Linked DNA regions of Mus musculus: regions 1 and 2 are each linked to region 3. A link is a contact called in ENCODE POLR2A ChIA-PET data. All regions are on one chromosome and are shown on one strand. Each heading gives the region's core, a stretch centred on a gene start or an enhancer-like site at or near the end of the contact. The rest is flanking DNA. Distances are from core to core; before and after follow the strand shown. Region 1 holds the start of Fam219b (family with sequence similarity 219, member B). Region 2 holds the start of Scamp2 (secretory carrier membrane protein 2). Region 3 holds the start of Rpp25 (ribonuclease P/MRP 25 subunit).

What was found. ChIA-PET counts read pairs that join two places held with the same protein, here RNA polymerase II (POLR2A).
Region 1: POLR2A ChIA-PET joins it to region 3 with 11 read pairs in embryonic stem cell. The contact joins the promoter of Fam219b here to the promoter of Rpp25 in region 3. POLR2A ChIA-PET finds 5 or more read pairs at or near these places in 3 of 5 experiments (Patski and embryonic stem cell).
Region 2: POLR2A ChIA-PET joins it to region 3 with 10 read pairs in embryonic stem cell. The contact joins the promoter of Scamp2 here to the promoter of Rpp25 in region 3. POLR2A ChIA-PET finds 5 or more read pairs at or near these places in 3 of 5 experiments (Patski and embryonic stem cell).

What each region holds. Positions count from the first base shown.
Region 1 is chr9:57,535,819-57,540,056 of GRCm38, reverse strand. Fam219b (family with sequence similarity 219, member B) reads right to left here and starts at 2,529. Exons shown (of 5, transcript NM_001166364.1): 1 at 2,223-2,529; 2 at 1,946-2,033; 3 at 1,169-1,246; 4 at 763-811. The coding sequence starts at 2,436.
Region 2 is chr9:57,558,713-57,563,226 of GRCm38, reverse strand. It overlaps Scamp2 (secretory carrier membrane protein 2), which reads right to left and starts at 2,283. Exons shown (of 9, transcript NM_022813.3): 1 at 2,117-2,283. The coding sequence starts at 2,173.
Region 3 is chr9:57,502,491-57,506,958 of GRCm38, reverse strand. It overlaps Rpp25 (ribonuclease P/MRP 25 subunit), which reads right to left and starts at 2,857. Exons shown (of 1, transcript NM_133982.1): 1 at 1,512-2,857. The coding sequence starts at 2,722. The coding sequence ends at 2,123.

The DNA.
Region 1 (4,238 bases), core at 1,280-3,779, 33 kb before region 3:
AGACATATAAGGAGGGTACAATGTGCAAGCTGTTTTCTCCTTTGCAAAACTGAGATTAACCAATGATTCCTAGGAGAATAAAGACGAGCTACCCAGTGCGGCCATGTCCCTAACTGCAGCTCATTTGTACTTGTACTGGCACATGGTACCATGCCTGGCTGAGAATTTTCTGTCCCTTTGGTTCTCGCTGGGACAATCACTCTAGAAAGATGTCCTAAAGACCAGCCTAGGAGGTGTGCTCATACTATTGCCAGAGATGGAACTGAAGAAAGCAAGCTCAGTGGAAGATGGGTGGGGGAGGGTTGAATGCTGACTCAGAGAAAAAAAGGGAAGCCTTGAATTACCTTTCAACACTGGAAGGCAAACCTATGACCAGTGGGTCCAGGCTGCAAGAAACAGAAGACCTGGAAACTACCCAAAGAGGGCAGCAAGCAATGTTTCTTAGATGTAGTGAGTGACCAATCACAAGAAGCATTCCAGCACAGTTTATAGACACTTAGCCGGAACTTAGAAAGAGGATTCCAAGATTATGGACTTGACATCACTTCTAGCTCTGAGGATATATAGTCTCCTGAATTTCAACAGCCATCCTAAGATGCCTGTCTCTCTTTGCTTAGGGAAGAGGGAATAGTGGAAGACTAGGGAGCAAAGTGGAATCTAGCACCGTGCTGTGCACACAGCAGGCAGCACAAACATTTTGGCAGTGGTGGGTGGTGACCTGCCTGCAGCCTGACCCTGCACAGATAGGCGCTCTGGACTTGCCTCTGCAGAGGAATACCCGGAGGAATATCTGGATTCCAGCTCCCCATCACTAGGAGAAGAGGAAGACAATCAGTTCAGGGGACATCTCTGTGGCACAGCTGCAAATGGCGAGGGCATGCAAGGGGGTCTGAAGGACTTGTGAAGCAAAGACTGCACACCAGAGAACTCAAGCCCAGAGTCCCAGTGAGCACCAATGGCTCCCGCAGGTGATTCTCGCTAAAAGTGCAAGCCCAATAGGACAGGAACACTTCCAGCCATGCTATCCCTGGAAGGGACAGCAGTCAAAAGAGAGCAGCCCTGGAGTGTACATGAAGGGCCTCGGGGGAGAAAGGCAGCAGGCAAGGGCATCAAGCACTCTGCTGATCTATTCAAGTCACTGCTGACTATTTCCAAGGAAAGCACTCACCTGTCAGAGTCGAGGGACACCAGGTTTTCATCTGGACTCTGGCTAAGAGCAGTGTAGCCCTTGTTAAACTTCACTGACCTGAGATGGGGCGGGGAAGAAAGCAGAGGCATTTCACAGGGAAGGCCAGAGCCCTGATCCCTATGCAGAAAGAACTGAGTGGACTATTCCAGACTTTCCTTCTACCCGGTCACAGTCACCACGAACTGCTGTTCTATGCAGTTGGCTCCGGCTTCTCGGATTCTTTTCTGGCCCACTCTACTGCACTGAAAGCTCCTAGGAAAGGCCCACCTCCCCATTTCAGGAACCAGGTAAAAAGCTGCATCTTTCCACCTTAGCCTGGGGATCCCAGGCAAGTCACATTTGAGTTTCAGCTATAAACAGCTGTGTGAGGTCTTATTCAGCTCTAAGAGGGTACCATTCTGCCTTTAAAAAACAAACAAAAAAAACTCCAAAAATACTGCACGGGCTCTCCATCTTCACTCCCGGGACTCCAGCAACCATCTCATCCTTTAATGCTATCCTATCTGTGCACTGATGCAACTCCCCTTTTACAAAGTCTATTTTATGACTTTTCTATTTTGCACAGTCTTTTAATAAAGAGTAGAGGTAGTTCCAGTTCTCACTCTCCCACCCAGCCCCATCCCTCCTAGTTCCCATTCTTAAGATACCAGCAAATAAGCTAGCTAGCTCAACCTTAAACAGTGCCCTGATTCCCAAACAGGAAGGGATAGGGCCTTTGAACGCTGCTGACAGAGGAAGTAAAAAGCCCAGTGAGACCTTTTCCCTGAAGAATCGGGTCGGTTCGTCAAGGCACCCAGCATGCCCTTTCTCCGCAGAACGGCCTTGGCATGGTCCCGGTGCTTCTCTGGAAGTCAAAGGGTCTTATGTCAGCCAGGTCTTCCCCATTCTGCTGCTTTTCGGACTGTCGGGGACAGGAGAGGGCTGCACCTAAACCCCCTCCACTCTGGGGACAAGATCACGGGGCTCTAGAGACCAACCCCAGGCCACAGCAACCCGCTCGGGCAGAGACCCTTATGCAGCCCACTGCACTCACTCAGCTTAGCCTGAATGGAAGGTGCGCGTGTCACCAAGTAGGGTCCCCGCTTCTCCATGGCGGGGGGCGGGCGTTCCCCGAGCCGGAGGCCCGCGCCGCCGCTCTGTCCGGAGGGCAGCCCCGCAGTTCCTGCCACGCTGTCGGGAGCCGCGCCAGGCTGAGACCCCTGGGTGGACATCCGCACCGCATGCCCGCGGAACTCCTCGGTCGCCATGACCGGTCCCGCCCCGCTCCGCCAGTGGCCAGACCGGCGCGGGGAAGAACGAATGACAAGACGTAACACGCCTTTAGAAAGATGGCGGCGCGCAGGCGCGGGTTTCCCTTGGCGCTTTCCGGCCGCCTGCTGCGGAGAGAGCATCAAGGTTCCGCCCTACCCGTCAGGAACTGGCCAGCCCAGGTCTTGCCTTTCAGGTACTCTGAGACCCGAAGTCTGTCTGAGCCTGTGGATGTGCAGGAAAGTCAGTTCAGTCTGTAGTCAAGTAAAATGACACATGGTAGGCTAGCGGGTTGTGCCGACCCAAGTCGCGTTGCAGGCCTCTTTCACCGCAGCCGGGGCTCCTTTAAGACCAATACAGGAGGGGTCGGGCTCATATGAAGGGGCTACAGGGCTCTTCTCTAGAAAACAGGCCTGGGAGGGTCAGGATTTACCCACGGCATCCTACACAAATGCCACCGGTTTTTGGTTTCTTGCCTGTCCGAGACCTTGGCAACAGCTGGCTCTTTTTTGTTTGTTTTTTGTTTTTTTCCGAGGCAGGTTTTCTCTGTGTAGCCCCCTGGCTGTCCTAGAACTCACTCTGTAGACCAGGCTGGCCTCGAACTCAGAAATCTGCCTGCCTCTGCCTCCCAAGTGCTGGGATTAAAGGCATACACCACAGCTGGCTCTCTTTAGGCATATTTCCACACTTAAATACAACCTTGGGGCTGGAATTATATAGCCCAGAGATAGACTTCTTGCCTGGCATGCAAAAGGCCTCCCTCCCTCCCTCTCCTTTTCCCTCTCTCTCTTTCCTCTTCTCTCCCTCCCTCTTTTGGTGGTAAAATGGGAAGTTAGGAATGATGGTGCACACCTGTAAGCTCAGGTCAAGGGAGGTGGAGGCCGAGTTCATGACAAGCCTGGGCTATAAGTCCTTGTCTTAAAAAAAAAAAAAAAAAAAAGAACGAAAGTCCTGCAGTAGCAAAAATAAATTGGACACCAGCAAGCAGGGTGAAAGTGCACTCTTGAGTCTATGTGGCAGGGTACAAGGCTGTGTCAAGACTCTTGACTCTGGCCCCCAAGGGATGTGCTTGTGTCTGGCTGGAAATAAGCTCCAGATCCTTGTAGAAACTGCCAAATATCGCGAGACTGTTCCATGGCTAACACATTGTCAAAGGGTAGGTCAATATTGTACAGCCGAAACCCAGGGACAAAAGAACAAAAAATGCTGCATAGGAGAAAAAGAAGCATTTGGGATCAGAGCTTTGGGAAAAAAAAAAAATCAGATTTGATAAAACCTATGCTATCTTGTGAATTCCACCCCAAACTATCTGCCGGACTCCTTTTATTTTTAGGCAGAATCTCGCTATGTAGCTCAGACTGGCCTTAAACTCACAATCCCCGAGCTTTGGTTTCCCAGGTACTGGAATTGCAGGTTTACACTACCATTCCCAGCTGTTGGAATTGCTTACTTCCAGAAACACACAACTCAGTTTATTGTTCAGCTGGGGAATACAGCTCAGTTGTTGAATGTTGCCTAACACACATGAAGCCGAGTTCATTTCCAAAATAAGTGAGACAATTTTGTTGGAGTAAGATCAGTATCCACAAGATCTGGCTAATCCACAAAACTCCAAGTCACCGGACTGAAGCTGGCCTGAGAAATCAGGTGAAAGAAATAATCAGATATGCCAAACCGGTTTCATCGGTGTGACAGCATAGCTCTCTATGCCTCAATAATAATAATAATAATAATAATAATAATAATAATAATAATTCTTCCCCCCCCCCCCAAGACAGGGTTTCTCTTTGTAGCCTGTGTT
Region 2 (4,514 bases), core at 1,034-3,533, 57 kb before region 3:
GGGCTCCAGCATCAGATACAAGGCTGCCTCTCCTCACACCGCTTCCTGCCAAGGATGAACAGTCATTCCAGTATGAGGGGGAGTGTATCACCATCAGCCAAGCCCTCTTCTTTCCACACAGGATTCCCCTCCAGATGTTGCCGGTTTGCAAGCCAAAAGCTGCTTCCTGTCCTGCCATCTCCTGAGACTGCCTGGACAAACTGTCTTACTTGACTGCAATGCAGACCTTGCTTTGTTACTTCTAAAGTTACTCACACTTTGCCCAGTCATTTCTGAGGCCAGAGATGAACTTTAAGACTTTCAAGGAGCTACTCCTAATCCAGGGCAGCCCAATCCTGCCCTCTGTTATCCCTGGAGAAGATCTGCCGCAAAGTGGGGCAGCTGGCTGACCCTGAGAGCAGCAAAGCATTTCTAATTCTGACAGACTATAACCGGACAGAGGAACATCATATATACCACACACTCCCAGAGACTGCTGGACTTTTGCTATACATAACAGAACCCCAGTACTATAAAACAATCTATCATTAAATCAAAGGAGTTAGCAGAAGACAGCAACAGGAAAAATGCAAATACTCTTCTCCTCACTAAACTAATAGAGGCAAACGTTTGCCTTATGTAAGAGACATGTTCCCTGCAAAGGCTCTGTCAAGAAGCATTAAGCTACAAGAATATATTCTAAACTCCCCAGTGTAGCAAGGAATCAACTACCAAAATCTGCCCAAGGGTTCCTATCAGCTAGGTCACCTTGGGAAAGAAGCATAAAATTTCCACTCTCGGCCTGGCTGGGTGTGGTGGCTCGAGCTAGTTATGGCTGCACTTGGGAGGTAGAGGAAGGACCCCAAGTTCAAGACCACCATGTGACAGACACATAGGGCGTTCAGAGCCAGGCTGTGTTAGATGAAGAGATCCTGTTATAAATAATCCAAGGGCTCAGTGTTACCCAATATGCACAGCGGTGGAGGATTTGCCTAGAACGAACAAAGCTCTGGTTCAATCCCATTACTGCAAAACTTCAAAAGAGAAGATGGTCATACTCTACTCCCTGAGTGTATAACCATCTAGTTCAAGGCGCCTTTGCTTTGCTCCCACCCTTGGAAGGACCCACCCTGGAAAAGCTCAGTGGACTTCTCCAACACCTTCAGGAAATGCTGAAGCTGTAGAGGACCAAAATAAAGCACCAGCAAGACGAATTCAAGAGCTTGGTGACATACTAACACCGGAGGAACAGCTGCGCTCATAAATCCCCAGTCATCACAAGCATGCGTCCCTCAAACTGGTTTCGGGCAGACATGAAAGGAGAAGTAGAACGCGCCTTGGCACTAAAAGGAGTTCCAGTTCTTCAACATAGACAACTGGGCATCTCTGCGTTCTCCACGCGAAGGTTTTGGCTTAGGTCCGAAGACTGTTGTATTCTTTCAAAGTTCCAAAGGTCAGGCCGGTAACCACCCATGCAGATTTGTCAGACCCGTGTACCTTGGGCTCCAAGCTCCTTCACCTCCCTCTCCTCAAAGTGTGTGGCCCAAACTCAATCCAAACAAAGTGCTTGGCCAATAAGTAATTTTCTGGCTTGGCCTCTCTTCCTACCCTCTCTCAGCCTTCTTGATAAACACTAGGGACTCTCCTGTACTTTAGATGCTTGCTTCGCTACTGCTGTTGCTGTTAGGTGTTGGGTTATCTCCACATTTCTCCACCCCAACAGACTTCTACTTCCTCATTATGTTTCAATGAGCCTTTCTCCTAGGATGACTCAATACAGGTAGATCCCCCAAGACTGTAGAAATGGCACAGCAACATTTTGCTTCCCTTTCTGACTCTAAGACACCTCCCCAGGATAAGCGCGTGCTTGGCCCTTTTCTCCAGCAGAGGCCGGTCGGATGGGCTACAACCCGGGGTGCTCTAAGTGCCCACTTCTTTACAGCGCCCCGCCCCCTTGCCGCAGTTCCACCTGTTGCAAAGTCCCGCCTCCATACAAACTATGATAGGCCAGCCTTCAGATACCGCTCTCCCATTGGACAGGTGATCCGTCCCTCCTACGCCACGTCCCCGGCTCTGGCGAAAGAGGCCCAGGCCGCAGCCCTTTTCCCTAAAGAAATCTGAGAATTGGGGGTTCTACCTGGAAGGGGTTTACGTCCACTGGGTCCGCGAAGGGGTTAGTGTCGAAGGCCGACATGGTGATCGAGGGCCAGCGGGTGATCTCCGCGAGCGCTACTGCCTTTGGTCACTCAGACCCAGCGGCACACAGTGTAAACCCTCCACTTCCGGGAGCAAGGCAGCCGTTCTGGCGCAGGCGTAGCGCCCTCTGTGGGGGCGTGGCCCTGGACGTCACAAAGGTCCGTTCCGCCCCTGCCCAGCCTATTAGAAAGCGAAGGTTATTCATTCTGTCTCCATCCACTTTCTTTTTATCTCCAGAGATGCTGAGGATAGAATCCAGGGTCTCACGAATAATAGACATAGGTGTAGCCTTGAGCTACATACCCAAACCTTCTATCCACTTAGTCCTCCGGTGCAGAATCTCTTCTGATGTCTTCCTTCCTATGTGTATTTATTTTGAGCTTCCAAATAAAGGACTGGCAGGAAAGGATCATGCATTCATTCCTAGAGGGCAAAATTGAGGCGTTCGAGCAAGTCCCGGACCAAAAGGACAGGGGAGACATGTCAAACAGGAGTTATCTGAACAACTGTGCTCCAGGATAAAGCTGGAAGACCTTGCATCAACCCCTGCCCTAGATAAGCAGGATTTCTTTTAGGCTCCACCCTCCTGTGATTTCATAGATATCCTAGAGGTGGTAGTTAATTCACTCACAAACTCACAAACTTATTTATCCATGTCTTTCGGGCCGCTGTGAAATCTAGCTTGAATCGTTTCTTACCCTGGAATAGAACAGCGCTACTGATTGGTCTATTCTTGTGTTGCAACCAGATGGGTTTTTTGATTTTTGTGGTTTTGGTTTGTTTGTTTTGTTTTTATTTGGGGGGTTGTTTGTTTGTTTTGTTTTGTTTGCTTTTGGTTGTTTGGTTATTGTTTTTCCAGGGTTTTTGGCAGGTTGGTTTGCTTTTCTTGGTTTTGTTGCCTTTTTATTGTTTGTAGGTTTGAGGAATCTCTCATCCTAGAGTCTGATTGATACTCTTCTCACCAGCTAAGAAAAAAAAAATTCCAGCATAATTACCATTTACTGTTAAAGGCTGTTGACATAAAGTTAATATTCCTTTACTATGTGTATATTTTATGTTAGAGTAAAATGAATCAGGCTTAAAGCTTGAATGTTCATGTCCTTTTCCAAGATATTTCCTAAGAATCTCAAACAAAACTATTTACAATGAAGACATCATCTTTCTACATCCTGGGGAGTTTATCAACAGTAATCTGACAGGTCCACTTCAGAACTACCCAGTGATCTCGTTTAAGCTTTTTTTTTTTTTTTTTTTTTTTTTAATAGTCATGGTGGTAGTAGTAGTCATTCTTGTAGTGGTAGTAGTGATGCTGTGTGCACATGAGGGGTGGATGGGAGCGCATGTGTTAGGGGCTAATGTGGAGTTGGTTCTCTCCTCCCACATTTATGTGATTTTCAGGGACTGAACTCAGGTCACCAGGCACAGCAGCAAGCACCCTCACCCCTAAACCATTCTGCTGTGTGAAGTCCACTTGTTTAGTTTGCCCTCAGAGTCTTTTTGAATGTGTAGTCCCCATCTCTTCTCACCCCTTCTTTTGCCTACACTTCTTCATTCTACTCTTTAGTGGCTTTTCAGTTCCTGGAACTTCCCTATTCTCTCTTGTCTCATGGCCTTTGTACATGCTGTCTCTTCTAACTAGTACCAATGTACAATGAGAATAGTAAAGACAAAAAAAAAGCCTTTTTGACATGTAAAAATTGCTTAGCCAGGAATCCCAATACACCCAAAGCAGATATCCACTCAATAACCAGAACCCAGTGCGATATCACCCACTCAAGATAACTAGACGCAGTCCTAGAACTCCATGACACTCAATGGACAGAATGTGAGTGGAGACCAAGAGCCAGACTCTGCTCTCCACATCTGGAGAGAATTCGTCTTCATCTGCCCTGCAGCTGGAGACTCTCCCTCAGGACCCTGACCCTCAAATCAGAGACTTCTGTCAGAGACTGGTTCTGCCCTTCAGCTAAGTAAGATACACCACACAGGTGAGCAGCCTTGGGAAGTAAAACACGTTGCCACTGAACAATTTCCCTTACCCTTCTCCCCATGTATGTTCTAGTTATTCATTTATGCTGGGCTCAGGACCACCAGAAAACATCCTAAAGTTGAGAGAATGAAAAAGGGACTCAAATGCGTGTTGTCCTCTGTCCCTGAGCCCTCCAGATACCGTCCAAGGGCAGAACGCTTAGCTGTCTGTATCCTGAGAGGAGACTGGTCTGTAGAGTGTGGTTCTCTCACTTCCCCATCTACAGTGCCAAGGCTCAGCAGCATGCTGAGTTGGTGAAGAAGCAATGAAACTTGGTAATAACCAATATGGAGACTGCCCCCACAAATTC
Region 3 (4,468 bases), core at 1,608-4,107:
TGTCCAGGCTGGCCAGTGGTGACACTTTGTACACTCCTCCATGTGTAGCCAAGGATGATCTTTTTTTTTTTTTTTTAGATTTATTTTAGTTATATGTAAGTACACTGTAGCTATCTTCAGACACACCAGAAGAGGGCATCAGAGCCCATTGCAGATGGTTGTGAGCCACCATGTGGTTGCTGGGATTTGAACTCAGGACCTTACAAAGAGCAGTCAGTGCTCTTAACCGCCATCCCTCCAGCCTGATCTTTAATTTTTTGTATTCCTGTTTCCACCTCTAGATTCAGGTAGTACAGGGGTGCACCACCATGACAAATTTACATGGTGCTGGGAGTCAAAAAACAGACTTTATACATGCTGGGCAAATGCTCTCCCAGCCGAGTTACATCTTCAGTAACTTCAGTCTTCCATGCATCTTACTCCACATCAGGCCAACAAACACATCTAGATCCCCTGGCTCTCCCTAGGGATTCCTCAAGAACAAGAAATAGAGCTGGACAAATTACACACCTGTAATCGCAGCATTTGGGAGGCTAGGGCAGGAGGATCAGTTCTTGTCCAGCCTGCACTACATGGCAAGACCTCTCCTAAAAATAAATAATTAAGTCAGGAAGGTGGGGTGGGAGGTGAAAGGCAATGATCGACAGTCTGGATGACAAGAGTCAGTGATCCAAAACACAAGCAGAGATACTGGGAAGAGAGAAGAGGCTTCCCCAAGGCGCCCTCCATCAGCTGCAGAAACCCACGTCCTCGCCAGTAGGATTTATTTCAAGGTTCTACAGGCAAAGTGACTTACAAATTTATTCTCTCCCATCTCCTTTCCAGAGGTGCTGGGTTCCATGGGGTAGCATCTGCTCTGAAGATTCTGAGCTGTACGCTGCACAGCTCCCCAGCACACAGCACACCCCCGCCCCCTCCAGGCTTGGACTTGGGCTGAGAGGCATCTGAGGCTGTTATCTCTCCACACACAGCTGTGCAGGGCTGGAGGCAGCGGCTTATCAGGGAGCCCGCAGTGATTCACAGCCCAAGCTTCTCTGCTGAATAGTAATTTCCAGCAGTGGATTTGTGCTGTCTCTCTCCTCCCCCTCTCCCAAGGGTGTGCTGTCCTTTTGCAGAGAGAGGGCAGTGAAGGGGAGCTCCTACTCTTGGGGCTTTGTGCCTGCCTCTGGGTAAGAATGTCTACTGCGAGGAGCGAGCAAGGTTAGAACCTTAGCATGGTCTGCCGGCCTTGGCAGGCTGCCGCCTCCAGCTCATCAATGCTCCCCCCTCCTTCCCCTCCCAGAGAAGTAGCAAAACTGCTTCCTTTCCCTTGTGGTGATACAACAGTGACACAGACCCCGGCCCCCTCCACCACAAGTCCCTCTTTCAACATTTTGACACTGCCCCAGTCTCTGTGTCTGACCTTGAAGACTCCAAAGGCTAATAGGGTTGAAGGCAAGCATGCCAAAGTGGTCTCTGCACAGGCGAGTGGGTAAGGAAAAAGAAAAAAAGAACAAAACTGAAGACAGAGCCATTTTCACGTTTGTTTTATTGGAAGCAAGACTCCAGCAGGACTCGGGGAGGAAGCATGGCAGATTTTGTCCTAAGTCCCCTCTCAGCCATCATGCAAGGCGGGTGGGGGAGGGATGCTAAAAGGGAATTGCTAGGGTGTGTGTGTGTGTGGGGGTGCAGAATAGGGTCCGGACATTTTCAACTTGGCCATCCTCAAGTAATCAGCTCCGTAGCTCCCGCTCTCAGTTAACAGCAAAGATGATTTTTAAAGCCTCAACTGTCAGCATCCATGCATACTGGGTGCTTTTAACGTCTGGGTCCCCAAGAAAGCTCAAGAGTCCCACTACCCACCATGCTTCCCTAAAAAAGACGGCCTAGCAAAGGTGTGGGTGGTGTTCTGTGGCTTCTGGTAACATGTCCCACAAAGTTTCCTTGGACTTCAAGGATCCTCTCTTCTCATTCCTGAGCTCTCTCCTGTCGCCTTGGGATCCGCGCTGTCATTCTGAGGACCGGTGTCCAGGAACATGGGCCCCTTAAAACCCAGGTATGAAAGGTGCGTGTGTTGAAAGGTATGCAGGAGTGTTGAAGATATATGATTCAGTCGGTCTGGGTGGCTCAGAGGCGAGAATTCTCAGGCGGTCCTGTCCTCATTCTCAGCCTCTGGCTCAGGCTGAGACCGCTTAGCGGTGCCTTCTTCAGCAGCAGATTCCCCCAGGCTCCTCTTGGACGTCGACACCGTAGGAGGGGACGAAGGACCAGGACTGAGGTTCGGAGGCTGGTAGCCAAGTTGTCGTGGATCCAGTGCGTCCTTTGAAAGTAGGATGGCGAGGCTCGGTACATTCTTAAGTACACTGAGACTGGCGGCCGGATCGCTGGGCGTCTGACCCGGTGTGGGCCCAGGCGGGAGGCTCTGCCACACCTCGCGCACGCTCCGGTAGCGCAGCCGCGTGACCTGGTGTAAGCCCGCCAGGCGGCGCTTGAGAATCTCGGCGCACGTGACGGTCTTGGTGGTGGCCCGGCCGCAGCCACTGAAGACGATGGCGCGCGTGGCTGGCTGCGCCATGCTGGCGGTGGCGAAGGCCAGTAGGTTGCGGATCTTGCTGCCCTCCTTGACCCGCATGTGTACAGCACCGGGTGCCAGATCTGCAAAAGGGCCAGAGTTCGGGCTGCCACCCTCATCACCGTCCCCCGCCGGCGCCTCCTCCGAGCGCACCTTACGGAAGTTCTCCATGCGCCGTCGTCGCTGGGATCGCAGGTTTTGCCATGGGGCCGCCTCAAGCCCGGGGCTGCATGGCCGCGGGTCGTGCCGGGCGAGAGCTGGCAGGGATTGGGGTGCCGGCGCCGAGTGAAGGTTGGAGGGTGGGCTGGGAACGTGCAGTCTTCAGCCCAGACTTCTACAGGGTAGTGATGTTCTACTCTGCGCCCTCGGCACCTTGTGCTCCGCGCCTTTAGCAGAAGCTCCGCCTGGGAGCCAGATAGGACCCGCCCCTTCGCCCAGGACCCGCCCCAACTCTGCGTGACTTGTCCCAGTCCCTCCAGCCTTTGGGATCCAGCGCTGGAGCTCAGCGGCTGGGGTCACAGAGCCACGGGTGATTTGGGAGGTGAAGTTCTCCGAAGTCACCATCTGTTCTCCCTGAACCAGACCTTATGCAGGAACAACCTAAATAAATACTATGCTTAAGGTTCAAATGCCGACTCAAGCCTGGTCCCTGAGCCCTGCGGGGTTCCAGCGCAAGGGCATCCCTAGACCCCTCCTAGGTAAGAGATCTCCAAACCACCTTTTGGGGCTTCGCTACTCCACCCCTCCAGGGACCTCCCTCCCGTTCTCTTACTATATTTTTGCGTCAAGGGCAGCCAGTGCATGGTCAGCAGAGAGTGGGAGGCGTTGGCTGCGGCTGCACGCAGCGCCTTCCCTGGGCTGGGACCGCTACGTCGTGGCCTGGTCCTTGCGTAGCTGCTTAGAGAGACACTAAGCTTTGCTCCTCCTGATCATACCTCCAGGCTCCCGGCACCTATGCACCTCTGAAATGCAGGAAGTGATGCGTTGGGCCAGCCTAAAGTGAATGGGGAACAGGAGACCATTTCTTCCAAGGCGTTAAATTCTTATATTCATGCCTGAAAGTCCTTTACTGGAGCTGCATACATGTTTATGAGCGTGGCTCAGCCCGAGCTAACGCCGGATTCCTGACTTCCAATTCCAGGTGGAATTCCTTGCCAGTCAGCCTTGGCCTCTAGAAATCCAGAGGGTTGTTTTTGTTAAAAGGAGACTGAGAGAAGACAGGTTTTAAGAGGTGGGAGGCAGGGTGGAGTGCCTTGGCGGAATGTGTGTGTGTGGGGGCGGGTACTTGCAAACTCTGGGAACTCCACTGAATCTGAGCAGAGGCTCGGGCTCTGCTGCGAGGTGAGGTGGGCAGTAGAAAGATGAGGTCTGATCAAAGCAAGACTGTTTAATAAGGAGTGACCCTGGCCTGGGGCCACGCCCTCAATATTCAATCCCGTTTCCATGGAAAGGCAGGGAGGGAATCAGACAGACGTGGGAAGCACCGGGAAGGAAGACGCACTGAGGACTGTAAGGAACGGTGTTCTCAAAGTATCAGCAAGATGGTGTTTGGATGAGCACAGCATCAGTCTAGGGGGAGAGCTGCCCGGCCCTCCTCTTCCTCTTTGCTATCTGTGACAATTCTCAGCCCCTCAGCTCAGAACAACGAGCTTATATCTCATCTCTTCTTGGAGTGTGGCTGCAGCAGCTGGACTTTTTATTTTTTATTTTTACCTCAAGTGTGAGTGACTGGCTCCAATCTCCTGCTCACACTCCAGGAGTGTGCCCCGAACTGGGACTCTGCCCTGGATCTAATCTTAATTCTTGTAGATTTCACAGGGAGAAGCAGGCTCTGGAGTCCCAACCTTGGGGAGACCCCACGACTGAGTGCACTCAGGCAAGTGGTGGACTTAAAGTCGGCAGTTTTGGATTGATCTG